Regions from separate parts of the Homo sapiens genome. Here region 1 is linked to region 2. A link is a loop called in an ENCODE intact Hi-C map of the cell type or tissue named here. Cell type or tissue: ascending aorta. All regions are shown on one strand. Links, peaks and the distances in the headings refer to the core of each region. The heading gives the core; the rest is flanking DNA. Region 1 overlaps NOTCH2 (notch receptor 2). Region 2 has its middle 26 kb from the start of ADAM30.

Region 1 (16,834 bases), core at 7,136-15,135, 72 kb after region 2:
AAATTATCAACAGGAATTTATTAACAGACAAGCTGATTATAAAATTATGTGAAAAAAAATAACCAGGAAAACTATGAAGAAGAAGATCCTTAATAATTGAAATAGAACGTTATTGGTGAATTAATAGAATAACACAGAAAATAAAGAAAATCCAGAAGAACACCAAAAATACACATGGGAATTTAGAATCTGGCAAAGGTGCCATCTCAAATCATTATATATATAAAAAACAAAATATTCAATAAATTGTGTATTAACAAATGAGTAGTCATATGGCAAAAGTACTTGAAGAAAATATGGGAGAATTTCTTTACGATCTTCAAGTGTATATGATGTTGCTAACTACAACTCAAAATCCAGAAGCCATTTTAAAAGTGATAAATTCAACTTGATTAAAAAGTAAAAGTGTGCACTAAAAATCACTATAAAGAAAAAAGATAAAAAAATACTGGGAATATATTTGTTTTTTTATATCATAGCCAATTTCCACAAAACATTACATCAACAACTTAATGTGGGAAAAAAGATATATGTGTGTATATATATATATATGTATATATACATATATATATATATAAACAAAGAAACTGCAAAAAAAATCAAAAGAAAATGATTCTTAAATGAAAATATATTCTCCACCTTAAGAAAAAGCCAATATGCTGATATACTGCAATCACTGATTAAAATGATAAATGCACATATTATCCAATCCAGCGATTCTATTTCTGAAAATTTATTTCACCAATATACTTATATGCCTGCAAGATAACTGAAATATCTATCATGATGGCACTGGTTAAAATATGGTATGCCTGTAAAAGGGAATTCTGTAGCTATAAAAAATATTGAGGAAGTTCAGGCTGGGTGTGGTGGCTCACGCCTGTCATCCCAGCACTTTGGGAGGCTGAGGCGGGTGGATTGCTTGAGGCCAGGAGTTCAAGACCAGCCTGACCAACATGGAGAAACCCTGTCTCTATTAAAAATACAAAATCAGCCAGGCATGGTGGCACATGCCTGTAATCCCAGCTACTCAGGGCGCTGAGGCAGGAAAATCACTCGAACCCAGGAGGCGGAGGTTGCGGTGAGCTGAGATCATACCATTGCACTCCAGCCTGGGCAACAAGAGCAAAACTCCATCTCAAAACAAACAAACAAACAAATATCTATCTATCTATCTATCTATCTATCTATCTATCTATCTATCTCAGAGAGAGAGAGAGGAAGTTCTATATTTTGATATGAAAATATCTCCAATTAAGTAAAAAAAAATCAAGTGCAAAAAATGTGTCTAATATTCTATCTTCAGAGTAAAAAGTAAAGGAAATAAAATATCTTTGCATTTGGCTTCTCTCTACATAAAGAAATTCTGAAGGATACAGTTTTTGAAAAATTCTAGAAAGAAACACAAACAACCAAAAGTGGCGATTACATGTTTGCAGGAGAGGGAAAATTTGCCCACCAGAAGAGAGATGGGAATGAGAAGTATTTTCACTGTATACTTTTCTATGTGTGAATACACTTTTGGTCTATATGCATATATGCATATATCACCTTATACATAGAGTAAATTGAAAACAAAAAAGTAAAAACAAACAAAATCTAGTATATGCTCCCTGTCTCAAAGAATATTTGATATTTAGGGATTGCTAGTAAAATGAGCATAAATGCATATTTCCCCATCAGAATGGAACCACCAGAAATAAACAGATCTATCAACTGAGAGAGAACTCAACCTCAGCCTGAAGCAAAGTAGTAGGAAGAGGCAGAACTGTTACATTTAGCCCTTGACCTGGGAAACTGGTGGGACATGCAGGCAAAGATCTAAGGCTTAGAAATATGGTGACCAAAACACACATTGTGATGACTCTAACAATGGGGTTATGGGACTTGAGAGTTTCCTGGAATGTTTACCAATGGCCAGAGAAGTTAAGTCAGGATAAAAAAATACTGTTCCACATACCTAAACAAGCACACACAGTAAAATAATCCAAGGAACTGTAAGTAGGATAAACTCAAAGAAATTCATACCTACATACATCATAATCAAACTATCAAAAGATAAAGAATCTTGAAGGCATCAAGAAAGAAGCAATGTATCACATATAAGGGAACCTCAATAAGATTAACAGCATATTTCTCATTAAAAACCATGGATATCAGAAAGCAGTGGGATGATATATTCAAAGTGCTGAAAGAAAAAGACTGTCAATGATAATATCAAAACTAGTATTCTAAGCCATCTTTACCATATGGTTAGAAGAGACAAAAATTTTGTTTCCTTCTGAAATGATCCATTCTAGGACTGGACATGTCTTATTAATTAAAAGTTCATGGTATAGTAGTGATTTTAGAGTTTGATGAATACTCATGTACTCTCCTATATTTCCCAGCCTCCCTTGAAGTCACAGAGACCATTTAATAATTCCGGTCAATATACTGCGAGGGATAGTGATATGTGTTGCTTCCAGACTGAGCTAGTGGAAGCTGCTGTATGACCCTTCAAGTCTGTCCCTCTTCCCTGTACTGTGGAGGCCTTGGAGGCCAGGTGTTTCAAACCACATATCTAAAACACAGAGAAAGGTAGCCCAACACATATTCGACTTTATTTGAGTGACAAAATCAGTGTTATATTAAGCTCTGAGATTTGAGGTTTAATTAGCTGCTATAGCTTGAAGTTTGACTGCACCAAACCACATGTTAAAATGTGATCTCCAATGTTGGAGGTGGGGCCTAATGGGAGGTGTTTGGGTCCCTGGATCTTCTTCACTTTTCACCATGAGTGGAAACAGCCTGACGCTCACACCAGAGGCAGATGCTGGCACCGTGCTTCCTGTACAGCCTATAGAACTGCGAGCCAAATATACCTCTTTCGAAAAATAAATTACTTAGTCTCAGGTATTCTTTTATAGCAACATAAATGAACTACGATAACAGCTATCACCAGAATCGTAGCTTGTCCTAACCAGTACAGTTTCTCAAAGGAACAAACTAACAATGAACTGGAATTAATTTCTACTCAACCACTGATTTCTAGAATAAAGAACAATTCTCCTTTTTACAGGACAATTCTTCAAATACTTAAAGACTGTTTCTCCTTAGTTTTCTTCTTCCCATTAACCTCATTCCTTAATAATCAGCCTACTACTAGGGTACTCTCCTATTTTAATTTAGTCAAACTCTGATACCTGGGGTGGCAAATTATCAAACTTTACTGACACAAAGCTCTAAGGCAATACAAATACTTCTCTGGCATTCTATTCTCTTTGACACTAACAAGGATGAATTTCTCACCAGTGTGGATGGCCTTTTACATTTTTTTCACAGCCTTCTCAGAGTAGGCCCCAGCATAACTACATCCCTTCTAACAAACAATACTCAAAGCTCTTTCCAAGGGATGGTTCAAAAGCAGTGTCAATGTCCACAGCAGAATGATGGCCATACCACTCAGTTCAAAAGCAGTGGCAATGCCCACAGAAGAATGATGGCCCCATCACTCAACAGTCCAGGGTTGCATCTCTCATCAGGCCTTACTGCATCCTAAGGTAGAACCTTACACCATCAGTATCCTCCCCTGAAGCTATGAAAATAGGCAGATATTTTCATTTCATTCATTCCCCCACCTTATAGAGGTAAGACTTGGCTAATTAAAAAAATACAAAAGCAGGTAAATGTAAATTGTTTATTTTAGAGGCCATTAGTTGCTTTTCTGTGAAGCAACAAGAAATCTTACTGACCAGGCTAATTTTTTAATGTTATGCTAATGTTGTATCCCTTCCATATTCTGTGTTTCATGGAATATCAAGATGCCAAACAACCAGATAAAACTGACAACATAAACCACAACATCAGAGCTAGCAAGAGATGGGAGAATAAAATGGCTTGAATTACTAGGATGTAGAACTAAATGCTTGGAATGAAGCTAGTCTTCCTATCTTTAATTTTATAAAATCCCCTGAACACTAAGAATGGATTTATAACTTAAGACAATGCCCTGGATGGAAAATGGATAAGGATGATTTCATACCCCGAGTGCCTGGTGGGCAAGAGCACTTGAAATGGTTCACAAGGTCAATACAGGTGCCTCCATTCTGGCAGGGCTGATTCTGGCACTCATCCACTTCATACTCACAGTTGACACCCTGATAGCCTGGGACACACTGCCATGAGGAAACAAAAAGGACAAGAAATATTGGACCATTACTGGAAACAGACCATGAGAGCTAGTGAGATCTGGAACATTTCTGTGACTGTCTCCCACCTCCTAATTTAGCTTTTGTATGTTTTCTCTGGAACCATCACACTCTCTGCTAATCATTCTATGCAGGGACAGAAAACCTGCAGCTTACTGGCATTTACCTACTCCTCTTTCAGTTGAAAAAGGCACTTTAAAGGGAAGGCAAGGACTGAATACAATGAAGGATGTTTCAGATTTGACTTGTGTGCAAACCTTTTGTTCCTCCTGGGTACAGGTTTCCTCATCTTTAAAATACACATTCCTCCGTATGTGATGAGGACCCTATGACTCGGTCAAAAGGCATATGTGGATGGTAGTACAGACATGCAATTATTGATCTCCAGGTTTAGGAAATTGGATCTATGTGTGAGAAACTGGTTGAGATAGGCTTAGGGGTAGAGGGAGGTGGGGCTGGCTGGCTGGCTGTGGTGGCTGTAGGGGTTGGAAGGATTTCAGGGCTGACCAAGAAAAAAGATATGGCTGTGAGGTGGCTTTATTTGGACACTTTGACAGGTTTGCACCTGGGAGAAGTCCCAAATAGCATGAGACCTTCCAGAGGGGTAGGTGAGTAAGGGGAAGACAGCAAGTAAACTCTGGGAAAGAAGGATCAGAGAAGGAGTCTAGGTGATGTCACTCAACAGCCAGTGGCAGGAATCTCTGGGTCAGAGAGCTCTAAAGGCCAGCATCAGCCTGGGGTCTGTATGGCCCCAGGGTATATCTTGTCCTACTTATACTATGGCTAGCAGATTTTGGCTGCAGTTTTACAGGCTATGCAAAGCAGGCAAGCTCTAAATAGCTAAAAATCTGCTTATTTGGGGGCTATGTTTAAAACAACTAGATGTGTCAAAATTTGGGTTTGGCACTGGTAGGCTTTTGAGCTAATGAGACCCAGCCCCAGCCTGCTGTGAAGAAATAAACAACCTAGGGGCCAAAATACAGAAGCTATCGTTGGCTCATTTATATAACAATAGAGAAGCAAAGCTTTTCTCAGTGTTGCTTGATGGTTTGAATTGGTATCAAATTAATGTCTCAGGCATTTTGCTAATATCTTGCTTGCTCTAACCATTATCAGCCCAGACATTAAAATAGTGACATGTACCTTGAAGACACATACTTCCTCAAATATATACATGTAACGTTTAGCATGATGCTATGGGGAACAGGATGAGCAACATTTTTTTTTTTTGAGAGAAAATTGCTAGTTGACTGATTAATGACTAAATACAAAGGTGACAGGGGCCAAAGGGACACTCCACAAAGCAGTTTTTCCTATCTCAGCTGCTATTCAGGGAAGTGTGGACTGCTATGTTGGGTGGGCCTGTAAAATGCACTCTGGTAGTGACTCTTGGCTCTGAATCCTAAAAGCAAGCCTAAGGAGCTGGGATGGTTCCAGACGCCTATAAAAATATCATACTAGGGACCTGTTAACTTATTGCACAGAGAGGCTGAAAGAAACAGTGGTAAACATTATGACGGGGATTGGTAAAAATCTATAAACTATCAATATAAGATACAAGCAGCTAAATTCAATATATCAGTGCTCAAACAGTTGTACAATCTCCTGGGAGGTCCATGACCTCTGCTTGCTCAGTGTCCTCACCTCGCATCTGTATCCACCAATGAAGTCACTGCATGTTGCCCCGTGCTGGCAGGGGTTGGACGCACACTCATCGAGTTGCTCCTCACAGTAGCTCCCAGTATAGCCCAGGGGGCACTGACAGTAATGCGTGTTGCCAGCATTGATGCAGACACCTGAGTGCTGGCACAAGTGTTCAACAAGCACACCTGGGAAACCCAGTGAGGGAGAAATGTCATAGAAGAACATGTGACACATGGGGTTCAAATCAACCAATGAGCAAGTAAATCTAAACTGGCTGACACATCCAATCTTATTCTTAGCCAGTTCTTCACAACCCTCAGTACCAGATGCATATTAAAAATAAACCCTGAAAGTGGAATATACCTTAGTTTCATTTCAAATACATTCTTCTCCGAATCTCTGAACCTATTCCTCTACCCTTACACCTTCTGTCTTGAGCCCTTTCCCCAGAGCCCTGCCCACCCACTACTATCTGCCCTTCCCTCTTATTCCACAAAAAAATGATACCTTCTCTAAATGCCACTGGACAGTCAATACTGCAGTGAATGACCTGAGCCCAAGGGAGCAAAGCTTACCTCTCCTGGAGGCTGCTATGTCACAAGAGACATTGGGCACGTCACAATAGGCACCAGCCCATCCAGATGGACATAGGCACTGGGACTCTGCTTTTTTCTGAACGCAAGTACCTTTGTTTTTACATGGAGACCGACTGCAGAGATTCACCAGGGTCTGAAACAGAGGCAGGGGTGTACATACATCAAAATTCAAATACTAGAAATGAAGAAAAGAAGTTATATTGTGTTACAAGAAATCAAAGAAAAGCAAACTGATTAAAAAGAAAAAGAGCCTTCATCTAGTAAAAGAGCCCTTAAACTAGATTCAGTGTTCCGAGGTACACCTAACCATTTTTACGTACCGTTAAGTCTTCACTTAATGTCATCATTAGGTTCTTGGAAACTGTGACTTTAAGGACAACGATATATAACGAAACCAATTTTACCACAGTCTAATTGATATAAAAAAGAGTTAAGTTCCTCTACTTATTTCTGGTTAAAAAAAAAATCACTAAACTTCAAATTAACACCCACTTCTGATATTAAACATTAAAATAAACAAGCTATACATTCATTTAAGAAATATTAATAAAAACAAGATAATTATTTATCCAATTTTTGGTGAATCCATGAGTAATAGCAGTCCTAGTGGTGGCAGGTCAAGTCAAGGAATAAATGTTTGCAAAGCAAAACCGTCAGCACCTCTTACCACCACACAGCTCAGAAAGCAACACTAACCAATATGGCAGGCTTGCTGGGTGGTTTTGTACCACATTGTTTATTGTTGTGCACTCATATGATTATCATAGGCTTTATGGGTTTTCATTTTATAATAATTGGTATATTCATTCTTTTTTTTTTTTGAGACGGAGTCTCACTCTGTTGCCCAGGCTGGAGTGCAGTGGCGCTATCTCCGCTAACTGCAAGCTCTGCTTCCCAGGTTCACGCCATTCTCCTGCCTCAGCCTCCCGAGTAGCTGGGACTACAGGCACCCGCTACCACACCCGGCTAATTTTTTGTATTTTTAGTAGAGGCGGGGTTTCACCGTGTTAGCCAGGACGGTCTCGATCTCCTGACCTCGTGATCCACCTGCCTCGGCCTCCCAAAGTGCTGGGATTACAGGTGTGAGCCACCGTGCCCGGCCCCATTCATTTATTTTCTAACTCACTTACTCCAGTTCAGGTTCATGAGTGGCCAGAGCCTATTCTGGCACAATGGGACAATGTAGACATGTCCACTTCACCCAACATACATGACTTTGAGTTGTGGAAAGAAACTGGAGTCCCTGGAGAAAACCCACACAGACATGGGGAGAACATGCAAACCCCACACAGATAGCAGCTCTGGCCAAAAACAGATTTTTCCCCCACTCAATGTTGTAACAAAATGACACCGAAGGAAACAAAGTTACTTGAGGGCCTGCTGTAGTCTAATTCCTCTTAGGTCTTCTATTTAAAAAGTTCTTACCAAAAAAGTTTAAAAATTCAGGGAAACCCAACAGGTTAAGCTATTCCCAATGCTCTAGACATGATTTGCCTACATGTATAGCCACCCTGTAATGCTAGAAAGAAAGAGTTAAAGCTGTCAGACAGGTTCATACTTTCTGTGCTAATCCTGTGTGAGAAATCCACATGGGTCTTGACCAAATCTATCTTTGGTGAATATGGGTAAAAGGACTTAATGCCTGTTAATAAGCCTAAAACCGTTTAAGAGCTTATTTCTAAGGAAGGCAATCAGACTTATGAAAAATCTGAAGCAAAGAGTGCACAAGGACTGGCACCTTTCATCTTAATTCACACACGGAGTGGCTTGGCCCCTTGAGGAGAGGAAGGCCAAATTCACAATATAGACAGTTTGCTGGAGGAAGGGAGGAGTGCTTCACCAGCACTGCCAATCTACACTGTGAGAACAAATAGGAGCCCAACCAAAAATGCTCTCGTGATCCATGGAATCAGCAACAAGCTGCTTAATTTTGTGGAGGTGGGTGCTCACATGTCTAATATAGCCTAAGCCTTACTTAAGTGCGCCCTGTAAGTCAAGTTAAGTTTGGCCATTTATTCCTATGTTCTTTGGAGTTATTATTCTATCACTATTAAAGAGGTAGAATAACATTAAATTAAACACAGGGCTGTTTGGTATGCAACTTTGGAAAAGTTACTTTGCCCCTCTGGGGCTGTTTCGCCTTCCATGAAATCGAAGGTTAGATTAGTTGCCTATAAGGGCTCTTTCCATTCTAAAATTTAATGGAAGTGTGTATTTACATATTTGAACTTAAAAGATATGTAAATTGTTTGGTTTTGAGAATGTTACCACATTGCAAGATACAACAATTATCATTATTAAACACTTAGATGTTGCATCTGACCTTTAAAAGGTTATTTTGATTATTCTCTATTTTCTTCAGTTCTTTTTGTGCTTCCAATGTAAAAAACAAAAAAACAAAAAACAAAAAACAAAAATCTGTGTTTATTTCCCACATGTATTTTTCTGCAGTTCTTGGTTAGCCTCTTTTCAAGATCTTATGTTTGTGAATCTATATCATATTGCCAGCACCATTTTGGAATCTGCAAGTTATTAAGAAGTTACCTAGATTATCTCAGGGAATCCCTGAGATCCACAATTTTCTCTTTTAGAAGGAACTTATTCAGACTAGAAAGTGAACAGGTATAATATTCAGCTGCTCTAGGGGAGCTGAGTGAATGGGAAGGAAGTCAATTACCTGACAGTTTTTCCCAGTGTAGCCCAGGGGGCAGCTGCAGCGGTAGGTACCCAGGCCATCAACACACGTTCCCTCATTCAGGCATGGATGAGAGCTGCATTCATTGATCTCATGGAGGCAGAAGGATCCAGTGAAACCCACAGGGCACAAGCAAGAGAAGGAGTTAATCCCATCAACACATGTGCCACCATTGAAACAGGAGCTAAGAAGCAAACAGAGCAACATCAGCTATGTATCTGGTGCCTGTGACTTACTACTACAAAGTAAGATTTCTGGAATCTAAGATCATACAGAGGCAAATACCTCTGAGCAACCCATATCCCTTAAACTTTCTTACAAGCTAGATTGGGTGCCAGAAGCTCTGAGGTGCCCACTTCCTTTCTATAATCAAAGGCTTAGAAGTATTTAAAAGACTGAGCTTACTATAGATACCTACAGAAAATGAAGTTTTCTAGGTTTTACCCAGTCCTTCTGTAGTTTTCCCATGTATCACATTTCATTTTATCTCTAAGTCAATTTAATTTATTTGAAAAGTCCTATTCACTATAGATTATTTATAAAAGACAAATAGAACAAACATGCTCATAATATTATAAAAAGAAATGAAACAAAACTCCCAGAAATTACTTAAAGACTAGTAACAATTCCAATCTCTGCAGAAAAACTGGAATTTTTGGATTTTTGAAATGAATGAGAGGCCAAGGGAAGAACAGAACAAAATTATAGCTCTTTCTGTTCCCTAAGCAAGAAATAATAAACCATCCCTATAAACTTTGCAACCTCTGACCTTTAACTTTCTATTATATATGTTTATCAGGAACCAGTAACCGGGCAATAGGAGATGACTGTGGACTGGGATCCATGTGGACACCTCATCCCTGCTCCACAATTCTAGCATTGTGCTCTGAAATTTCCTTCCCTTTCTCCCTTTCTCTCGTAAGATGCTGATGCCCGAGGGACTGGTTGCTCACCTCTCAGTGCACTCATTGATGTTGTTCTCACAATGGACTCCATCAAATCCTGCCTGGCACTTGCAAGTGTAACTGTTGACGTAGTCAGAGCAGGTCCCTCCATTCTTACAGGGTTCACTCAGACACTCATTCATGTCTGTCTGGCACTTATCCCCAGTGAAACCCGGAAGGCAGAGGCAGGAGAAAGTATTCACTCCATCCATACAGGAACCTCCATTCTGGCAAGGATCTAAGCCATTACAAAAGAATTAGACCTCTGAAGAGTAGCATCAGTTTAATCTTAGATTCATAAAAGTGAATGACCTGAACTAAGTCATGCTGGGGGCAGCATAATTCTGACTTTTTCATTCAATTTTGCCAACTCCCTCATTTATGAAAATGAATTCAATAATACTTGCTTGAAGTTTTTAACCTGTTTATTAATTGGAATAAACTTCATCTATGTCACCACCAACAGTTTTGTAAAATTAATAGTCATAAAACTTGCATTGGTCCCTCACACATTTGGAAATCAAATATGTGCCCCAATACACAGAATATCAATCAATATTTTCAAAAGGTATATGTGATTGTGGAGTGTGTGGGGGAGGACAAAATACACATATTCATGTTTTTCCAGGCATATTAATTATATAATCTTCTCTCTCCCTTTCATTTCCATCTCCTCTCTCTCTCTTTTTCTCTCTCTTTTAGATTTCAGTAGCCTTATGAAACACAGTTTAAATAAAAATTGAAATATCACATAGCTTGATCTTGGAACACTTTATACTCATAGTAAGGAACCAACAAATTTTAAGCTACAGTCATGCCACGGCACTCTACAATTATATGCCATACAAATCAGAACAAGAAAAATAAGCTGTAGCTATGGCTCTTAAGGAACTTAAAAATATAATTGCAAAGACAGGTCATACATGTAAAATGAAAACTAAATACTAAACTAAAGGGTAATGTGACCTTTATTTTATTAGCGAAACATTTAATATACTTTATTCATCTCTTGAACTAATTCCCTTATAAGACTCATCTGCAATCTCTATTAAAGCAATTGTAAAAATTGTTTCAGTTTTTCTTAACCACAGTACACAGCTACTATAATTTCCATAGCATCTTTCAGGAAACTCACCATCCATAATTTACTGAATTATTTTAAACTCATTGTAAATATTGTTGGTCCCACTTCATACAGAAAAATTTAAAAATACTCAATATTTTGAATGACATGTTACTTAATGTGAGAAAGGAATACAAACAGCTTGATCTCACTCCCTAAAGTTCTCCATCAATTGTGCCTTGGATACTTTTTCACTATTTGTAATACATCATTAAAATTATTTGTCCATATGTCTTTTTTTTTTTTTTTTTTTGGTGAAGTCTCACTCTGTTGCCCCGGCTGGAGTGCAGTGGCACAATCTTGGCTCACTGCAACCTCCGCCTCCCGGGTTCAAGAGATTCTCGTGCATCAGCCTCCCGAGTAGCTGGAATTACAGGTGCCTGCCACCACGCCTGGCTAATTTTTGTATTTTTAGTACAGACCAGGTTTCACCATGTGGCCAGGCTGGTCTTGAACTGTGTCTATATGTCTTTCTTCCCTAACAGACTATGAGCTTCATGAAAATAGAAACTAAAACTTATTTATCTTATCACTGCCGGCACCTAGCATGGTGGCCTCTATATGATAATCTGAAGTTATATATCCTGTAAATTAAGGTGCCATTATTAATGCATTGTGATAATCTCATTTGAAGTTAAATCACTATACAAGTAACTAAGGATCGGTCAGTACATACATGTAATAAAACTATTAAGGCTGGGGGAAGAACCACCAGAAAGAAGTAGGCAGAATAATCCCTAGAGGTTTCACTGGGCTGAGAACAGCTCATGTTTATTCAATAAGAATGAAAAAAACCACGTGGCAGTAAGTAGAGTCCTGAGGGACCCCTGTTGTAGTAGTGAGCCATATTAGCCCTCAACTAAAGACTATTTTGGAACCAATTAACAAACCTTGAAGTAAGACTCTGAAGGATTGAACTATGTCCAAATAATTGAATATTTGAACAAAGCTCAAAAATGTTTTTTTAAAAAAGATTTTTAAAAAAATTCAGCATGGAACAATGTAAGATGGATGTCTAGCATCCAGTAAAAAGTTACCAGGCAGGCAAAGAAGCAGGAAATACATTCAAAATGAGTAGAAAAAATATGAACAGAAACATACTCAGGAATTTCTCATATGGTAGAAAAGTAGGTAAGGACAATAAAATATGGTCAATTATTATCAACTAGAAAACAACGATACTCAATATATTCAAGAAGGAAATAAAAGCATGAACATGACAAAGAGGGAGGTAACGTTAAAAGAAAGACTTGAATTAAACTTCCACATATAAAAACATAATATCTGAGGGAAAAATATACTAAATGAGATGAACAGTAAACGAGAAACTATAGAGGAAACAATTAGTAAACTTGAAAGTATAACAAAATAACTTCAAATAGTAAAATAATCCAAAATAAAACACTAAGTGGAAAAAACACTGAAAAATAAATAAATCAACCTTGCAGCCTAATAAATGCATAATGAACATTATAAAAGGGAGACGCAAAAACTTTTGAAAAAAATAATGGCTAAATATTTACCAAATAATGGTTAAAATATTTTCCAGACTTGGACCCATAACCAAAAATATCAGTAAACTCCAAACAGAAGAAACATAAAGAACACTACACCAGGCTAGGCATGGTGGCTCACGCTGTAATCCCAGCACTTTGGGAGGTCCAGGTGGACGGATAACAAGATCAGGAGATCAAGACCACCCTGGCTAACACGGTGAAACCCCATCTCTACTAAAAATACAAAAAATCAGCCGGGCGTGGTGGCGGGCACCTGTAGTCCCAGCTACTTGGCAGGCTGAGGCAGAAGAATGGCGCAAACCCAGGAGGCGGAGCTTGCATTGAGCCAAGTTCACGCCACTGCACTCCAGCCTGGGCGACAGAGCGAGACTCAGTCTAAAAAAAAAAAAAAAAAAAAAAGACCACCACACCAACAGGCATTATAATCAAGTTGGTAAAAATCAGTGGAAAGAGGATATCTTAAAAGCAGCCACAGGAGAGAGAATTATATATGAAGGAACAGATAAAAGAATTGTGGAATAACAGCAGATTTCTCCTCAGAAATAATGCAAGGAAGAAGATAATAGGATAGCTTTAAAGTGCTGAAAGAGAAAGTCAATTTAGAATTCTCCTCCCTGTGAAAATATCTTTGAAAACTAAAGCAAAATAAAAACCTTTCTGACACACAAAAACAGAAAGACTTCATCACCAGGAGACAAAGACTACACAAAATATTCAAGGGATTTTTTCAGACAGAAGGAAAATGATACCTGATGGAAACACAAATCTACATAAAAGAATAAAGACCAATAAGACTTGAAAATACGTAGGTAACTTAAAGACTTTTAAATTATTTTTCAAATATCTTGAAAAAAATTGACCTTTTAATTACATATTTGATGGGTTTAATGCTATATACATTTTATAACAACAATAGAAGAGAGGCCAGGAGGAATGTAAATGTGAGTGTACAGCTCTTCTCCTCTATATGAAGTGGTACGATTGAAGGTACATTATAATAAGTTAAAGCTGCACACCAGTAAACCCTACAATAACTACTAAAAAATATGTAACCAATATGGTAGTGAATATAGATAAAGTTTTGAAATTTATGTATGTAGATAAAATGTAATCATAAAAATACTCAATTATTTCAAAAGATGTCAGAAAAAGGAAAATGGAAACAATACACAGAAGAACAAAGATAAAGCAAACAGCAAGATGGCATATTTTGAAGCCAGCCATATAAAAACTACATTAAATTTAAACAGTCTAAATACCTGAATTAAAAGATAGACACCATCATACTGGAGAAAAAAAGACAAGACCCAATATACGCTCTCTACAAGAAACCCATTTTAGAGAAACAGGCCAGAAGTAAAAGGATTTTTAAAAACACACTCTAATAATAAAATAAAGCTAGAGTAGCTATATCAGTATCAGGCAAAGTAGACTTCAGAGAGAGAAATATGACAAGAGTTTAAAAAGGCCATTTCAAAATGATAAATGGGTCAATTCCTCAAAAGGACATAAGAACCCTAAATGTTTATGCACTTAAGATTAGAGTTTCAAAATTCATTAAGCCAAAACAAATAGAATTACTAGAGAAACAGATGAATATACAATGATAGTAAAAGATTTCAATACTCTTGAATAAGAAGTAAACAGAAAGCCTCCTTATTATATTCTATGAATAATAAGTAGACAGAAAGTCATAGAGGACATAAAAGACCTGAATAACACTACCCTATCCAATTTGAATTAATAACATTTATAGAACACTGTATGAAAAAAATCTGCAAAACAGACATTCTTCCCTTTCAAAGAAAGAAGAGACAAATTACCAATAGTAGAAACAAGAGAAGGAAACCATCACAGATCTAATAGACTATTAAAGCACAGTAAGGAAATGTTATAAAACAAATTGATGTTATGTCAACAAATTTGACAAAACAGGTGAATTGGACTAATTCTTTGAAAGACAGATATTACCAAAGCTCAATTAAAAACAGATAGCCCATATGGCACTTATATGTATTAGGAAAACCAAACTTGTAGTTAAAAACTTTCCCAGAAAGAAGGTTCCATGTCTATATATTTGGAAGAAAACACACCAGTTCTACACAAACTCTCCCAGAAAGTAGAAAGAAAAACACTTCCTGATATGTTCTATGAGGACAGCATTGCCCTCTTATCACAACCAGACAATGGTAGTCCAAGAAACCTGGAGAACAATATCCTTCATGAACACAGATATAGAAATCCTTAACAACATTTTGGCAAATCAAATCCAATAATACATAAAAGGAATAACACATAATGACCAAGTGGAATATAGCCCATAAATTTAAGATTAGCTTTTAACATTTGCAAAATGTTAAATAAAGTTGATGACAATTTACTTACATTAAAAGACCAAAAAATAATATCACCATGTCAACAGATGTAGAGAAATCAATTGCACACCAAAAAATCAACATTCATTCATTATAAAAATACAAAAAGACCTCTTAAAAACCAGAAGTACAAGGTCTCTCAATTTGATAAAGGGCCTTTATGAAAACCTATAGGTAACATCTCACTTAATGGTAAAAGACTACATACTTTTCCCCTAGGATCAAAAACAAGGTAAGGCTTCTCTCACCACTTCTATTCTGTATTTATTGAAGATCTTAGTACAATAATACTAAAATAAATAAAAGGCATACAGGGTTGAAAAGAAATTAAAAGGCATAAGGGTTATTTATAGACAGGATGATTGTATCTGTAGAAAATCCTAAGAATCTAAACTATCTAGAGGCTAACCTACGAACCTACAACTAATAAGAAGTTAGTTTAGTACAGTAAGAAAACAAAATTAAACTTGACTTTTAAGTCACACAATATGTAAAAATTAACTCAAAACAAATCATAGGCCAAAATGTAAGAGCTAAAATTACACAACTTTTAGAAGAAACCACAGTAGATAAACCTCAAATTTGGATTAGGTGAAGATTTGTTAAACAAGATACATGAAGCATGAACTATAAAGGAAAAACATGCATACACTGAATTTCATCAATGTTAACATTTTCCTCTTCAAAAGAAAATCAAAAGAGAAGCTATAAATTGGAGGGAAATCATTGGGAAGCAAATACCTGTCAAAGAATTCTTATTTAAAAATACAAAGAACTCTTTCAACTCAAGAAGACAACCTAATTATTTCAAATGGGCAAAAAATTTAAATAGACATTTCACCAACGAAGATAGGCAGATGGGCAAAGCACACGAAATGATGCTTAACATCATTGGCAGAGAGAATAATACAAATTAAAATCACAATGAAATACCACTCTACACCCACTAGAAGAGCTAAATTTAAATGATATCACCAAGAGTTTGTGAGCATATGGTTCAAACAGAACTTTCATACAATTCTGGTGAGAATGAAAATAGTACAACCACCTTGGAAAACATTCTGGCAATTTCTTAAAAAGTGAAACATACACTTACGACATGATTCACCGATTCTACTCCTAGGTATTTACTCAAGAGAACTAAAACCATATGTCCACACAAAGACTCATTCATAGCAACTTCATTTGTAATATCCCCAAATTGGAAAACACCCAAATGGCCATCAACCAATGAACTGTAATATGTCCATACAATGGAATACTGCAGAACAATAAACTAGAATGTACTATTGATATAAACAACATGGACGGATCTCAAATACTATGTTCATTAAAACAAGTCAGAACCTCTCCTGACTTATGCTTATCTAACTGCATTTATATAAAATGATAAAATCTGCCAACTAATAATCTATAGTGACAGAAGGTAAAACTGTGACTCCACAGGCAAGAAAGAGAGAAGGTTAAATTGCAATGGGATGAAGATAGTTTTAGGGTGACAAATATGTTTATTATTTTGGGTGATAGTTTCACTTACTATATGTCAAAATGTGCCAAATTGTACACTGAAAATATTTGCAGTTTAATGTACCTTAATTATACCTCAATAAATCTGTTTTTTAAAAAACACTATCATAGCATTGTCCTCACATTTTCAATGTTCACAAATTAAAGGGAATGCTTAAAATATATTCCACTGCCTCAATTCCCAAGGACACTAGCTTCAAAAGAAAGAGTTAAAACACTACTG
Region 2 (16,834 bases), core at 4,354-12,353:
GCATTAATTTTAATCCTAATGCAATAAAGAATGCCCATAAAATTCTTATCTAAAGAATGTTTAGAAAGTTGTTGAACAAGGGACATCATCATTTAAAGTGATATGAAGAAACCTTCTCAGCTAAGCATACGGGCTAGATTAGACAGAAAAGTAAAGGACCCATCTCTGCCCTGGAAAAACTACCGGTAGCATCTTTCAAAAAGCTCTCTGTGTTTGAGTACATACCTTGATCCATAGGCTCACATTTGATCCCAACTGGCGGCTGCTTCTTGGCATTAACAATGGATTCCCAACCAGTAAATCTTAGCAAGATCTGAGTTTCTCCAGGTATGATATTATTTTGTTTGACCATCCTTATCTTCAAGGGCTACCAAGAAGGAACAAAGAATTTATTTGCTTTCCCATGAGAAAAGGTTTTACCAATGAGACACTTTCTTACCATGACCCCAGGGCACCCTATACCTTGTTCACTTGAGTGCCCTGTGTGGCCTGGCAGAAGCTCATGCTGGTCACAGGGTTCTTTATATGATTAACCTCCTTTCTGAATCCCAACTTCATGGTGGTGGTGATGACAGGTGTCCTGTATCCCATGCTCATGTCCCTGAAGGCATCAGCCATGTCTCCAGTTAGAAAAAATTACATGTATCTAGAGAGGCCTCTTTGGAAGTAGTAAAAGCTTTCTCACCTTCATACATTAATGGCTGGAATGTACAATAGTATAAACACTTCAGGAAAAAATGTCTGGCATATTCTTACAGAACTAAACAACTATCTATTCTATGACTCAGTAATTCCTAAGCATTTATCCAAGAGAAATTAAAACATATGTCCAGAAAATAATTTATACAAGAAGGTTCATAGCAGTTTAATTCATAATAGGAAAAACTAGAAAAATTGAAGTATCTGTCAATACAAGAATGGATCAATAAACTGTGATACATTCATTCCATGGAATGGCTAAAGGAACAAATGGTTGACACACAAAACATGGACGAATCTCAAAAACATTTCAAGTGCAATAGGAGCCATATGCAAAAGAGTACTCACTTTTTAATTCCATTGATAGATGTTCTGATGGAAAAAAAAAGCAGTATTTGCCTATAGATAAAGTCAAAATTGACCAGGAAGGGGCATGAAGAAATTTTATGGTGAGGAGAATGTTCCATATGTTTATATGCATTTATCAAAACTCATCTAATGTTCACTTATAATTTGAGCATTTTATTGTATGTAAATTGTACCTGAAAAGCAAAAAAACTATAGATAAATATTGAACTTTAGGAAAGGATGTGAATGCTGAAGGATTCAGTGGGATGTGAATTCAGTGTACTGATGTCTGTAGTTTACTTGAAATGCATCAAAAAACATAGATGAATGAAGAGGTGGATTGGGAGATGGGTAAATATATAGATATATGATAAAGCAAGGATAGTAAATATTAATGATAGAATCTAGGGGATAGGTATATAGGTAAAAGCACCCCACGTTTGTAAAAGTCTTTCAACTTTGTTTTATATTTGAAAATTTTAATAAGGAAATACTTCAAGCCTTTGGAAACCCCAGCACAAGGGAAATTACCATCACTTCATCTGTCGACTATATCATGACCATGTTCATTAGAACACCGACTTCTCGCCCAAAATAAAGCCATCTTTGTAATCACTTTAAATGGAACTGCCAAAGCCGGTCCAGGAGTAACCAGTGCTATGGCCAGAGGGAGTCTCGCTGGAGAGAAAATTGGCAAATACTTCAAACTTAATGAAAATAAGAACAAAACATATTAAAATTTGTGAGATGAAGCTAAAGTGATACTTAGGAAAAAACACATAAGTTTATAGGTCTGTAATAGAGAAGAAGAAAATTTTAAAATTAATGATCTAAATTTATAGTCTTAAGATTCTAGAAAAAGACAAGCAGATTAAACTAAAAGTAAGTAGAACAAAAGAAATCATAAAAAGCAGAAAACAATGAAATAAAAATCAGATAAACAATTAAAAATTAAAGCCAAAAGCTGTTTTTTAAAAGATTAATACAACTGATACATACCTACAAAGATGAATTAAGGAAAAGGAAAGAAAATGCAAATTTTCTTTTTATCAGGAATTAAAAAGGTGATATCCATAGATTCTACAGACATTAAAGGGATAATAAAACATCATGATAAACAACTTTACACCCATAAAAGCAATACTCAGATAAAATGGGCAAATCTCTTGGAAAGTACAATTCACCCGAACTGACAAGAAGGAATAGCAAGAATATCCCTCCCCCATGAAAGAAGTTGCATTTATAATTTAAAAATCTGACACTAAGCAAAATCGAAGCCCAGATGCTTTCAAGTTGAGTTCTTTTCTTTATCTATGGATGACATGATACAAATATTAAATTCTTCAGAATATAGAAGAAGAAACATTTCAACGTTTTTGAGGCAAGCATAACCCTGATACCAAAACCAAAGTAAGTATAACGCTAATATCAGAAAATTTTATAAGAAAAAAAATTATACACCACTCTTTCTCGTAAACATAGATTCGAGAAATCCTACAAAATATTAACAAATCAAATCCAAATATATAACAGGTATAATAAATCCTGACCAAGTCTAGTTTATCCGAGGAACATAAATCAATTAATGTAATTCAGCCCAATGACAGAATAAAAATATTATACAATTATTTCAATAAATGCAGAAAAAGTATTTGACAAGATTGAAACTCATTCATGATTTTAAAAAGAAAACAAAACATGTGGCACACTAAGAATAGAATAAATTTTCTTTAACTTGCAAAATGCATCTAAGAAGAACATAGAGTTAATATCGTGGTTAATAGTGAAATGCTGAATGCTTTCCATCTCAGACAGGGAATAAGGGATTGATGTCAGCTCTTCCCACATTTATTCACTAACATCCTGGAGGTCTTAGTGCAATAATAAAAAACAAAGACAAATTAAAAGGAATAAAGTGTGGAAATGATATGTAAAACAATCTGTATTCACAACAAACATGTATGTAGAAAATCCTAAGAAACATTCTTAAAATTACTAGTATTAATCTGTGAATTCAGCAGGGTCACAGGATTAAATGGACAAAAGCTAGAAAGCCTCAACAAATAAAGAGATATAACATGTGAAAAAATGGGAAGGTATTAATGCTATCACAGATGTCATTTTTACTTTGCATCTCCTGGGTTTCCAGTGTTAGTTGGAAAATTTATCCCCATTGCCAATATTATGTATATACTTTAAGTTATCTTGAAAGCTTTTTAAATTAAATTAAAATTTTATTTTACGTTTTAGGCTTAAATTCATTTAGAAATTACTTTTGAGTGTGATGAGGTCCAACATTATTTTCTTCCAGATGGACACTAAATTTTGCCAGCATAGACTATTTTTTAAAATTTATTTTCTTCACTGATTTGACATATCATTACTAAGTATTAAATTTTTATAGACAATGATCTATAATGAGTTATCTATACTTTTTCACTTATCTATTTATTTTTTGGTTTATGTACTGATACTATACAATTGTTCCTAATCAACTTGTGGAGGCTGAGGCAGGAGGATCACTTGAGCCAGAAGTTGGAGGCTGCAGTGAGCTAGGATCGCACCACTGCTCTCCAGCCTGGGTGACAGAGCAAGACTCTGTAGCAAAAAAAAAAAAAAAAACAAAACTCCTCTTAAGTATACAGCTTAATGCATTTTGACAAATTCATACAATTTTAGTAGACTCATACAGTTGTGCAGCTGTCACCAAAATCCAGTTTTAGAACAGTTTCTTCACCTTTTCAATTTCCCTCCAGCTCCTTTGCAGTCAGTCTCTCCTCCCTCACCCACCCCCTCTACTCCAGCCCCAAGCAATCATTACTCTGCTCCGTGTCTCTATAAATGTGTCCTTTCTGGCCATTTCATAGAAATAGAGTAAAACAATATGTAGTATTTTGCAATCAGCTTCCTTCACTTAACGTGTTTTTGAGGTTCATCCATGCTGCAGCATATATGAGATTTCATTGCTGAATAGAATTCCATTCCACAGACACACCACATTTTGTTTATCCATTTAGCAGCTGATGGACGTTGAGGTACTTCCGGTTTTTGACCCTTGTAAATAATGCTGTTGTGAACATTCCAGAACAAATCTGGTGTAGACATATGTTTTGATTTTTCTTGGATAGATTTCTAGGTGTGGAGTTGTTGGATCATATGGTAACCATATGTTTAACTTTTTAAGAAACTGTCAAACTGGTTTCCAAAGTGACTATTATTTGACCTTTCCACCAGCCCACCAGCAATAGTAGAGGATTCCAGTTTTCCCACATAATCAGCAAGGCTTGGTATTCTCTGTGTTTTTAAAAGCATAATCATATTCATGGGTGTAGGTGGTATATTAGTGTGGTTTTAATTTGCATCTACCTAAAGACTGATGACTTTGAGTACCCTGTTATATGCTTTTTAGCCATTTATATTTCTTCTTTGTTAAAATGTGCATCCATGCCCTTTGCTGATTTTTAAAATTAGGTTTCTTCTTGTTGAGTTAACAGAGTTCTTTATATATTGTGAATTCAAGTCCTTTGTAGGATGTATGATTAGCAAACATTTTCCTTCAGCCTATGACTATTTTCTTCTTAATGGTCTCTTTAGAAGCAGAAAGGTTGTTAATTTTAATGAAGTCCATTTTATTAATGATTTCTATTATAGCTTGTGCTTTTGCTGTATTATCTTAGAACTCTTTGCTTAACCCAAATTCAGAAAGATTTTCTCCCATGGATTCCTCCTGAACTTTTATATTTTAGCTCTTACAACTAGGTCTATATCCATTTTGAGTCAATTGCTGTGTATGTGTGATGTCAGGCAAAGTGCCATGAGGGAGCTTTATCTGGATAGCAGCAGCAGAACTTGGAGGTAAGTTATGTTTAAGAGCTATCCTTCCCCAGCCCATGAAACCGAAATTTCCTGCTGCATCTGTTAGTGATTGGCTAATGCCTTGAGGGAAGAGAGATAAATGGGATATGTGGATTATACACTCCCGTATACATCCCGTTTTGGGGGACTGGGTGCAAAATGGTTACAGTAGCCCAAGGATAGTCCTACTAGAAGAATCCTGAGGAGCAAAAACGCACCAAAAGCAGGGAAGGACTGTACAGAGGGGCTAACAGGGATCTCAGGTGATATAGGTTGGGTTCCTAGGAAGTCTCCTCCTGAGATGGATGCAAAGGGGAACTTGCACATATCAAGGACTCAGTAAACATGTGTCTTGGGAGTTAGGAACATATGGAAGGCATTTCATAGTTTGTACACATTTTTGTCAACATGAAAATAGCAGGCATCTAGACTTATAATCTCCTAAAGAAAAGATACAGAAACTTGACAATCAAGGGTTCCATCCACTTAAGAACCAGTGAACTCTGAGAGAATCCTAAGTGTTAGCTGATATTGCCCTATCCCAGCCCACAGACCCCACACTTTTAAGATTTGTTGGGTTTCCTATGTGTGGTCAAAGGAACACTAGCCTAATGAATTTGACACTCTGAATAAATAGATAGTTCAGGGAATGTAATGTTACATAGTTATAACACATTACTTATCACTCTCACTGCAGTAGCCTTTCTGAAAATGAAAATGAAATCCCTGATATTCAACTGAAACACATGGTAGTCAAAACATAAAGGTTGGGTTTGTAGTTTATTCTAATTATTGAGTCCTCAGCTTGAATGAGGGTAAGTAAAGTGCAGATCCCACTGGAATGTCTTCTAGATTTGTGAAGTGGAATGAAGGGTAAAGGGAGAATGCAATTATATAGCTTAGTATAATAAAATATCTTTCCCACCTCACAATTTCTTTTTTATTTTGTCTGATCTCAGGGTTCCAGGCCCAAGTGTAGCACCAATGCCTAACCGTGGGCAGAGAAGAATCCACTTCCCAGGTACCTTCACTATTTGGGGGCCTATAAAGGTGGAGCTCCTCAAAGGTAGGATTGCTGGCATGTCTTAGATGTCTCAGAGGCCTTTGGACAGGAAATGCCCAAGTGTGTAGGTGAGGGGATGGTTGCCTTTTACAGAGTCCAGCAACATAACTTCTGAGAGCACATCCTGTACCAAGAGCTTTGTTTTTTTTTTTTTGTTTGTTTGTTTTTGAGACAGAGTCTCGCTCTGTCACCCAGGCTGGAGTGCAGTGGCGTGATCTCAGCTCACTGCAAGCTCCACCTCCCAGGTTCATGCCATTCTCCTGCCTTAGCCTCCCTGGTAGCTGGAACTACAGGCGCCTGCCACCACGCCCGGCTAATTTTTGGTAGTTTTAGTAGAGACGGGGTTTCACCATGTTAGCAAGGATGGTCTCTATCTCCTGACCTCGTGATCTGCCCACCTTGGCCTCCCAAAGTGCTGGGATTACAGGCGTAGAACTTTGATACCCATCCCAAAGATACCATATCTATACATTTAAATTTGGAATGTGTATTCCTAATAGTATTTCAGGATGGAATTTAACTTCACATCATGTAGCCTTATGGAAGCCAACTTTGTATGCAGCTCAATTCCAAGCTTGGTCAGGCTTCTGCTTGGCCCCATCCCAGGTTAAACAGTACCTGTAAACTGGTTTCACCACTGGGAAAAGGATATGTGTCCAGGATATAATAAAAAGCCTTAGAGACAGATTATTGCACACCATAGGGGTGTTCTTAGGTGTGTAATGATTCCAGATAGGATTGCTATCATGCTATTTCTAAGAATAATACTCTGAACTAACTCTCTGAGATCTGGCACTGACTAATGGCCAACGCTGGAAGGAATCATTGTTCCTTTTCTTAGACAAGGAAAATTGAACTCCTGCTGATTTGGCTAAAATCTCCACAAAATGATTTGGAGAAAAGACACAAAGAACTGTTTCTTTCAGCTGCTATGATCTCCCTTTACTGAAGGATAGCCTGGGAAAAGAAAAAAGGTAGCCCAGTCAATTTTCATTGTAAACAGATAGTGACAGGCTGCCTGGTAAATACACCAATGGTCCTTACTATTGGAAACCTTCTTATATGTGGAATGCTTTTAGTAAGATGTGTCTGATCTACATAGGTAATCATGGTAGTGAGACCTGGAATCTGTAGATTTGCATGCCATTGTTACTTGGAAATTGTCACATAGTCTATGCAACTATCAGCTTTATCAAATGGAAATGACCAAAAATGGCTCCATATTTAAGTAAGTTACAATCTCGCACATCACTTACAGAGCTCTTATATTACATCTGGGCTACATTATTTCCTAATATGGAAGGGAGGCTCTTTGGGGAATGATGGTGGTGCTCTCATACTTGTGATTTGTGTGTGTCTCACAATTAGCTTTCTTCTTGAGTATGATAATATCAATTAATAAAATTTGAAACTAGGTATGGTTTATGATTCTCATAAGGTTTATTTGCAACCCGATCTTTTGTGTTTTCTCCATTTCATGTGGATATTCTCTTATGCAATTCCCTGACCTTTCTTAAAATAGAGGTCATGTCCTTTGCAGGAACATGGATGGAGCTGGAGGTCATTATCTACACCAACTCAGGAACAGTAAACCAATACTGCAGGTTGTCACTTATAAGTGGGAGCAAAATAATGTGAGCACACAGACACAAAGAGGGGAACAACAGACACTGGAGCTTACCTGAGGGCGGAGGTTGGGAGGAGGGAGAGGAGCAGAAAAAATAACTATTGGGTACTAGGTTTAGTACCTGGGTAATGAAATAATCTATGGAATATGAGTTTATATAACAAACATGCACATATACTCCTTAACCTAAAATAAAAGTTTAAAAACATAGTGACTGTTGGCCAAAGTCAAACCAGAATAATCAGTGTGTAGGGTCATGGTTAGCTTATGGATCAAATACTCCGTGGCCTTTAGGTCCCTATTAAACTAAATATGTTACCGAAGTTCCTTCCCAAACCATATATTCTTTTGTATGTGCCCATTTCCAACTCCAGAAGCATGATGCCAGTTTTCACTGCTACTTTATGGTCTCTGTTTTGAACTCCAGTAATCTTAACTTACAAATTGAAGCTTTCTGTTTTATTACATGGACTGAGAGGTCAAGATAAGTACAGCTTATTGAAGGGCGTAAAGAGACTCTTGTTTCTCTGAAGAACAATGGAGTTGAGCAGCACTCTTTGTTCTTAATGAATTATCTTTTATATTTATCTGGAAAGTGGGTGATTTTTATACTTATTATTAAAAGTTTTATACAGAGTTATTTATACTGCCTCTATTTATCCCATTGAGAAGTGAGTTCATATTGTACCAGTAACTCAAAGATAATTCATCACTCTGAAAACTTACTTTTACCCACTGAGCAATTACAGGCTAGGACTCCAATGGATCTTAATAAGCTTGGTACATAATTGCTCAATATATGGTATGTGATAAGCTTAATTTTATTAGCACTCCTCATAAATCAGCATAATGTGATTTTCAGAGGGAAGCCAAATGGCTTGGAGCTCTGGCATACTGAACCTTGTTGTTTGTGGTCAACAGCTCTATGGTGATGTGGGGTCTTACGAGGCTTCCTGACAGATGAGAGGTATCTCAAGGGACTCTACTTCAACAGGGAGGTAATCACAGCTTCCTCATTCCCAGCATAATTTAAAACACCTTTGTTTTCAATCATTTTATTCACTATTCTTTTTCTTCTCACACACTCTTGGGATCCTGCACCTTCCCCTCATGGCTGTATCTCTCTTTTTCTCCCACCCACGACAGTCTCCAGGCCCATGGGACTGAGGAAGTAGTTGTCTGGTGGTGGCGCTGAGTTTTTCACTTAGGAGCTGCCCTAGTGCTGCCATGTCCCACTGAGACCTTTTTCGTGACTTGACCTCCTTAAACCATTATTTCACTTCAGCTCATCCATGTAGGTTGGAAGAAAATTGGGCCATTTATAAAATGCATAATGGAATTCTTCCTCATCTCTCCTAACACGGGCAGCAACTGTGACCTCCAAGAAAACTCTTGCCCTGAGCTCCGAAATCCTCCAGCATGAAAAGGAGAAAAGATAAACTGAGGCTGAACTCCAAGAGCTGAAGGAACTCTACTCTGGGCCTTCCAGGTAAGACCCCTTCCCTGGAGGAGGGAAGTTCCTTGCTAGGGATCACCAAGGACAAAGGACTTGCGCTACACCTGCTGATTCCTTCTATTTTCCTCTGATTTTAAAACAAAGTAAAACACGCGCGGGTGCCTACTATACTTAAAGAATAAGTTGGTCTTCCAGGTTAGCACTGCTTCTAGGGCCAGGAGGACCCCTAGGGCTCTGCTTGCAGTCCCCACGGGGGCCACAAGAGTGCGCCATGGTGCTTTCCCTTGGAACTCTGTAATGAAGCAAGATGCCTGCCGGTTTCAGTTCCTGGGAGATTGTGGCAAATATTAGCCCTGCGTATCCAGAGGTTCCTGACTTTTGGTCACACCATTCCAGGGAGCGGCCTAAGGCCTGCACTGCCCAGGCCTCGGGAGTTGGCTGTGGAGGCTCAGAGCCTCGGGTGAAGCAATCTTATTTGATTTCCTCGAAAACAGATCCTAACCGGAGAAAGACGCATTCATGCTTCTTCTGTTGGTGGAAAATATTCCCTCGTATTTCTCTCAGACTGAGCAAACCTTCCAGTAGTCCGGGGCCTCCTGCTGTGTGCTTTGGGGCAATTCAATTGGGAGAGTGGAGGAGAAGCAGTAACAAGATAGGAGGAGAATGGCAAGACTGGGGAGGTGGAGACAGATGAGAAAAGGGCCAAAGAGACACATGCGGAAGAGTGGTGGGGCACGGGGGGCGGTGGGCGAGCTGACTGTCAAGGTGGTTCTCTTGTCATCCGCAGAAGGGCAGACCCTTTCTCTGGAATGCCCCCGACCCTACTCTGTGCCCACACATCCTACCGTGGTCAAGCATCCCCTAGCTGCCTTTCTTTCTACAAAACAGCTTCTTATCCCTTTTCCTTTCCGCTGATTATGGGGACTCTTTCATTTTCTTTCTTTCTTTTTTTTTTTTTTCAGAGTCAGGGTCTCACTCTGTCTCCCAGGCTGGAATGCAATGATGTGATCATAGCTCACTGCAGCCTCGAACTTCGGGGCTCAAGCAATCTTTCCACCTTAGCCTCCTAAGTAGCTAGGATTATAGGTGTGTGCCGCTATGCAGAGCCCAATTTTTTCTTAACCTCAAAAAGGCTTAGATTAGTGAAACACAGGGCCTGGAATTCCATTCCTTGTGTGTAACCCAGAGGCATTGGTGCTCCCATGCCCCCGGACACCATTACATGAATGACCACAGCCACACTGTGCCTAACAGCCACAAACTGGAAACAGCCCAGATGCCCATCATCAAGCATGTGCATAAACAGATTATGGTATATTTCACTAGCAACGAAAGTGGGTGAATCAGTGATGACTGTTAAATCCACAACATTTAGTTAAAAAAAAACCCAGGCATAAGAGAATACACGTGTATGATCACAGGTTAAAACCTAGACCCATCAGGAGGGCGGGCATGAGAAGCAGAAAATTATAAAGAACCAAACATCGTGAAAATCAGGTAATGGTCATTGCTAAGGATATGAGGGGTGCTGTGGTGAGGAAGGGGCATGTGGGAAGCTAGTATTTAGTCCTAGCTAGTGCTTGCATGTTAACATATGCAAGAATTTATACCTATGTTTTATTCAACTTCTGTATATTGCATTACACAATTAAAGAAAAAATATTATTTCTTGTCAGTACATATCCTAATAACTAATATTAGCAGAGCTTTTACCAGGAACCATACTGTGCTAAGTGTGCATTTGGGTTATTTCAGTCGGCACAGCATACTGAGCTGTGGGTACTATTATGTCCATATGACACACAGGGAAAGGATAGGAGGTAACCCTGGTCCCAGCCAGGCCAGCGATGTCACCAGGACTCTAGGAGGCCCTCTGTGCAGAGATGGTGCTGGCAACCACAAGCCATACCTAATGTCCCAGAGCAACAGCAGTGCTTCAGAGGAGCCTGGAGCCCTTTGTATTCTAAAGCCTGGGACTGTGGTGCCAAGTGCTTTCCGGGGGGAAAGGATTGTCCTGACTCCTGGGACCTCTCAAAGCAGAGAGTGTGGAAACTGGCACAGCACAGCACAGCCCAGTTACCTGCAGGTATTTTGTGAGCCCAGAGGATAGAGTTCCTTAAGGACAGGGTTGTCAGAGTGTTCCAGGTGTCTTAGAGGCATTTAGACAGGATGTCTAAAGGCAGAAGCAAGGGTTGGTAATCTCCAACAGAGTCCAGAAAATTTGGAGAGAATGGACAACAGAGATGAGACAGAGCCTGCAAGACATAGCATGAGATTCCCACATGCACTTCTTATGTTCTCCCGAAAGATCATTCCTGATGGAAACATGTGGAAGCATGCTTGCATGCATGCCTATGCACACACACACACACACACACACACACACACACAGAGCAACAACAAAATAAAAAATAGAAGCTGGCAGCAATGGTGCAGTGACCGCACTGCAGCCTTTTACTTGAACTTGATGGCACAGGGAAATGTCCTGACAGAAAGGGCAGGTGGTTTATAAGCCCCAGTGAGATGATGTTCTAGAGATATGCCTGGATACCTGGATGTTCCTTTAGGAAATGAAAATAGTCCTGAGGGTTGGATAAAGATGAAGCACTTTATTAAACTGTATTTGGCCTCAGGCCATCTTATCACAGAATTTCTGCTCTGGTAGATATCTACACGAGAAAGAAAGAGGTTTTAAAGACCCCAAAACTAATTAGAGCAGTGTAGATAAATGTTTTGTCTACATAGATTGTTATTTGATTTTTAAAAAAAGGTTCATTTCCTTCAGAATTAAAGTTGACCCTAAGCTCAGCTCACAAATTCTTCTCTGTGGCTGCTTTTGGTTTTGGGTTCACGCCTGGGGCAGATGTGATTTATTTTCTTGTGCTTGTTATTAATCCAGAAATGTAATTTCAGTGTGGGCTTGGAATAGTGCTCTGGGACATGAAGCAGAAGTGAACAATGGAGGTTAGGTGGATATGAGTCAAAGAAAACTGACCACACTTTCTCTCAGCTCTCTTTTACAGCATGATGAGCCTCAAGAGCTGGGGGAGGTTTCCATTGCTGTCAGTGCTCCCAGTTCAGTAAAAATGTTTGGCATGAGTTGACAAGTACATTTGCCAGAGGTGGTGCATGAGCTCCTTGTGTCTGGGAATGGAGATTTTCATCATGGTGCTTTTATTTTGAGCTAGATGTTCCTGTTTCAGTCCAGCCTCTAGCTGGTGAAGAGTTATTCTCTAGAATGAGGCTTTTCTCACAACCATCTTTCTATTTTTTTTTAAGACTGTAGGGATGGAGCTTTTTGATTGAGAGAGGAAAATACTTAAATCTGGGACTGGACAGGTATTCTCACTTATATTCTGCATGGAGGAATGGGAAAATGTGTCTCATATTTCAATTTATCTGCTGTCAACTTGATTGTGAGGACTCTACAGTAAGCCTGTTCTCTGAATTCTACCTCCTCACCCCAAATTCAGTTTCCTATCAGTTGGGCAGACTGCCACAGTGCTAACTGGAAGCACCCTTGCCCCAGATGTCCCAGAGTTGATTAGTGGCGCTGTTGGTGGAAACAGGGACAAGTGGATAGTCTAGCCCCACATGCAGGAGGTGAGACTGCAGGATCTTTCCTGCCCTGCAGTCCATGACTCAGGGTGTAGCCTTGGCTATGTTACAGGCACGATCCAGTTTAACTTCATGGCTCTCTAAGCCTCCATGGAATGATTGTAAGTAGGTTCAATAACATATTTATTGAACAACTACTACATGAAGTATATTATGCTAGATGCTGTAAGAGACACAAAGAAAAAATTAATTCCTATTTTAAGAGTAGTAAAATTCACTAGGGAGAAATAAGAAAGTCCACATATAGTCACACTAAGAAGTAGAAAGTATGTGTGAATGTGAATTTCTTTTTTTTTAATTTTTATTATATTTAAGTTCTGGGATACATGTGCAGAATGTACAGGTTTGTTACATAGGTATACACGTCCCATGGTGGTTTGCTGCACCTATCAACCCGTCATCTACATTAGATATTTCTCCTAATGCCTTCCCTCCCCTAGCTCTCCACCCCTTAACAGGCCCCAGTGTGTGATGTTCCCCTCCCTGTGTCCATGTGTTCTCATTATTCAACTCCCACCTATGAGTGAGAACATGTGGTATTTGGTTTTCTGTTCCTGTGTTAGTTTGCTGACAATGATGGTTTCCAGCTTCATCCACATCCTGGCAAAGGACATGAACTCATCCTTTTTTATGGCTGCCTAGTATTCCATGGTGTATACGTGCCACATTTTCTTTATCCAGTCTAAAGCTGGAGGCATCATGCTACCTGACTTCAAACTATACTATAAGGCTACAGTAACCAAAACAGCATGGTACTGGTACCAAAACAGATGTATAGACCAATGGAACAGAACAGAGGCCTCAGAAATAATGCCACACATCTACGACCATCTGATCTTTGATAAACCTGACAAAAACAAGCAATGGAGAAAGGATTCCCTATGTAATAAATGGTGTTGAGAAAACTGGCTAGCCATATGCAGAAAACTGAAACTGGACCCCTTCCTTACACCTTATACAAAAATTAACTCAACATGGATTAAAGACTTAAAAGTAAGCCCTAAAATTATAAAAACTCTAGAAGAAAACTTAGGCAATACCATTCAGGACATAGGCATGGGGAAAGACTTCATGACCAAAACACCAAAAGCAATGGCAACAAAAGCCAAAATAGACAAATGGGATCTAATTAAACTAAAGAGCTTCTGCACGGCAAAAGAAACTGTCATCAGAGTGAACAGGCAACCTACAGAATGGGAGAAAATTTTTGCAATCTGTCCATCTGACAAAGGGCTAATATCCAGAATCTAAAAAGAACTTAAACAAATTTACAAGAAAAACACAACCCCATCAAAAAGTGGGAGGAGGATATGAAGAGATATTTCTCAGAAGAAGGCATTTATGCGGCCAACAAACATATGAAAAGAAGCTCATCATCACTGGTCATTAGAGAAATGCAGATCAAAACCACAATGAGATACCACCGCACGCCAGTTAGAATGGCGTTCATTAAAAAGTGGGGAAACCACAGATGCTGGAGAGAACGTGAAGAAATAGGAATGCTTTTACACTGTTGGTGGGAGTGTAAATTAGTTCAACGATTGTGGAGGACAGTGTGGCAATTCCTCAAGGATCTAGAACCAGAAATACCATTTGACTTAGCAATCCCATTGCTGGGTATATACCCAAAGGATTATAAATCATTCTACTATAAAGACACATGCACACATATGCTTATTGCAGCACTGTTAACAATAGTAAATGTGAATTTCAAAGAAGCAATGGTAGGAACTGGGAAGCATCTAAGTACTTGGTGGGGTAAGGAAGGTGCTTGAGAGGAGTCAACTTTTGTTTTAAGTCTGAGTAATGGGAGAATGCGGGAACTATTGACAGAGATAGAGAAATAGGATAGAGATGATGGTAAGTTGGAGATGAGTTTTCCAAGTGAAAAACATGAAGCAGTAAGACCCAGGAGTTCAGAATACAGGGAGGGATGAGAGACTCAGATTTTGAATCTTTTTTTGGTTACCACGGAATGTGTTAAGTCTGTGAGGGAAAGTGGGTGGAGTGATAAGAAGAGAGGATTTGGACCTGAAGTATGAGAAATGTCCACACTTCAGAAAACAGATGAGGAAGGGGATCCAAAGAAGGAACGTGAGAAAAAAGGGGGTTTCAGAGGTGGGAAGAGAGCTCGGCCATGATAGCATCCTTGAGTCAAAGGCTGCAGCCTTAGAAGCTTGCCCTGAACTCAATTCTACACGCCTCGGTGGCGGCTCCTGTAATATTTTACTACTCTTACTGGGTTATGTGCTTAGCTTGCCTAAGAGACTATCAGCCTCTGGAAGGCAGGAAACTGCTCTTACTTATTTTGACATTCCCAGGACTGATTTTAACAAACCATGGTTATTAGTAAGTCACAGCCAGGAGACTCAAATATGAATGATAACTGCAAAATGTTCATCAGAATTTTTGAGTCATTACAAATCTTCTGAAATACAATTTTAATACAAAGGAGATAAAGAAGTTGGATTACAGGAAGTTAAAGACAAAAGTAGGCTTGGGGAAGGAGGAAGAGGCAAAATGGGTTTAGATCACGATGTAAAATTTTGCACAACTAAAAAAGAAGAGAGAGAGAAAGAGAGAGACAAGGCAGGGCTGTAGGAGGTAGAAATTTTATTCATCTCATTGACCATACAGCCTTGGCTACACTAAGAGGTAAGGCAGCTCAAAGGGCGTTGGCTAATGAAGTGGATTATTGGGAGGGGTTTACTCTTACGGGTTTTAGTGGGGGAATACATTAGGTAAGATGTCTGCTGGGAATAGGAAAGGAAGAAGATGGGGAAGTTATAGTCAGAGAGTGGAAGTACCAAGTTTGAGATCTTGGACTAGAACAATGAGTGTCTTGTAACAGGGGTGCAGAATGTGAGTGTGCTTGTGATATGGAGTGGATGCGGAGGTCTGTAAGGTTGACAAAAGTAAAAACTCTTGACTCAGATGACCTTACTGGTCCTCAACCCAGATGTTGAATTTCATGCGAGACAGGAGAGGAAAGAGCGAGAACATAAGCCACGTGCTTGTTATTCTAGGAAGAGGAAATTGGTCCACGAGAACAACAGACCATTGTGTGACAATTTAAATTATACTATACCATGTGTTTTTTATTTTTAAAGAAGACATGTTTAGAAAAGTTTGAGCTTGAATTAATTTCTCTATTTGTGTGAAAAATGAAAGTATATGTATTGATTCCCTTCTATGTAAAATGCAAAACTCGCATAGGCTTATTTCTCCTTTGTTTTTCCTTCACTCCCCATATTTTGTTTAAATATATGGAATTTAAACATTTATTTTGTAGTATTGCTATTATGATTGAATTTGAAAATCTCATACACCTTTTTTAATTTTTTTTTTTTTTTTTTTTGACGGAGTCTTGCTCTGTCCCCCAGGCTGGAGTGCAATGGCGCCATCTTGGCTCACTGCAACCTCCACCTCCTGGGTTCAAGCAATTCTCTTGCCTCAGCCTCCTGAGTAGCTGGGATTATAGGCACGTGCCACCATGCCCAGATAATTTTTTGTATTTTTAGTAGAGACGGGGTTTCACCGTGTTAGCCAGGATTGTCTCCATCTCCTGACCTCATGATCCACCTGCCTCAGCTGCCCAAAGTGCTGGGATTACAGGCATGAGCCACCCCGCCCGGCCTTTTAAAATTATTTTTGATATTCAGAATGTTTTAGAAATCAATTTATAATCATTTGGATTTAGTTCAGTATGTATTTGGTTTGTCTTAACCATCATTACATTAATGTGACAACTTTTTCATTCCTAAGTTCTTTGATTACTATTTTGCCATCAAATGACCATACCTTTGAGTAATTTTTGTTTTGCAGGAAGGGCACTTGTTGGCATATTTTCAGAGCCCTTGGATATTTAAAAAATCTCTTTTGATCTAGTTGCTTTCATACACAAATGGCATATGCTTAATGGCCCACTTTGGCTACATTCCAGGCAAGATCCAGTTTCACTTCATGGCTTTTCACACTCCCACAGAATGGTTGCAAGTAGCTTCAATAAAAAATAATTTTTGAACTACAATTTCATCTAATATACTGTTCCAGATGCTATAAAAGACATAAAGAAGAAAAGATTCCATTTCTTCCTAAGCACTGAATTCTTGGGTGAGAAATTAATCCCATGAAGCTCCTAGACAATTCCTTAACTTCTGGTGGAGAA

The links. A loop is a pair of places that touch in the nucleus more often than their neighbours do. Peaks named below come from ENCODE experiments on the same cell type or tissue, not always from the same donor. Only the 100,000 strongest peaks of a DNase experiment are listed, where the experiment ranks them.
Region 1: a loop joins it to region 2, with 4 times the contacts of the local background. A loop is called at or near these places in 17 of 110 quality-filtered maps.

The regions. Positions count from the first base shown.
Region 1 is chr1:119,931,448-119,948,281 of GRCh38, forward strand. NOTCH2 (notch receptor 2) reads right to left here. Exons shown (of 34, transcript NM_024408.4): 18 at 10,079-10,307; 19 at 9,108-9,309; 20 at 6,410-6,563; 21 at 5,835-6,019; 22 at 4,025-4,157. Among named protein-coding and RNA genes, the nearest start is that of ADAM30, 43 kb to the left of the region's middle. RefSeq lists an enhancer at 4,793-5,518. In ascending aorta, for the core only: no CTCF peak of the experiment used is centred there; no DNase peak of the experiment used is centred there; H3K27ac peaks cover 1,082 bases.
Region 2 is chr1:119,861,785-119,878,618 of GRCh38, forward strand. No RefSeq gene overlaps it. Among named protein-coding and RNA genes, the nearest start is that of ADAM30, 26 kb to the right of the region's middle. In ascending aorta, for the core only: a CTCF peak has its summit at 9,301 (motif pointing right); a DNase peak (open chromatin) is centred at 9,347; H3K4me3 peaks cover 603 bases; H3K27ac peaks cover 1,096 bases.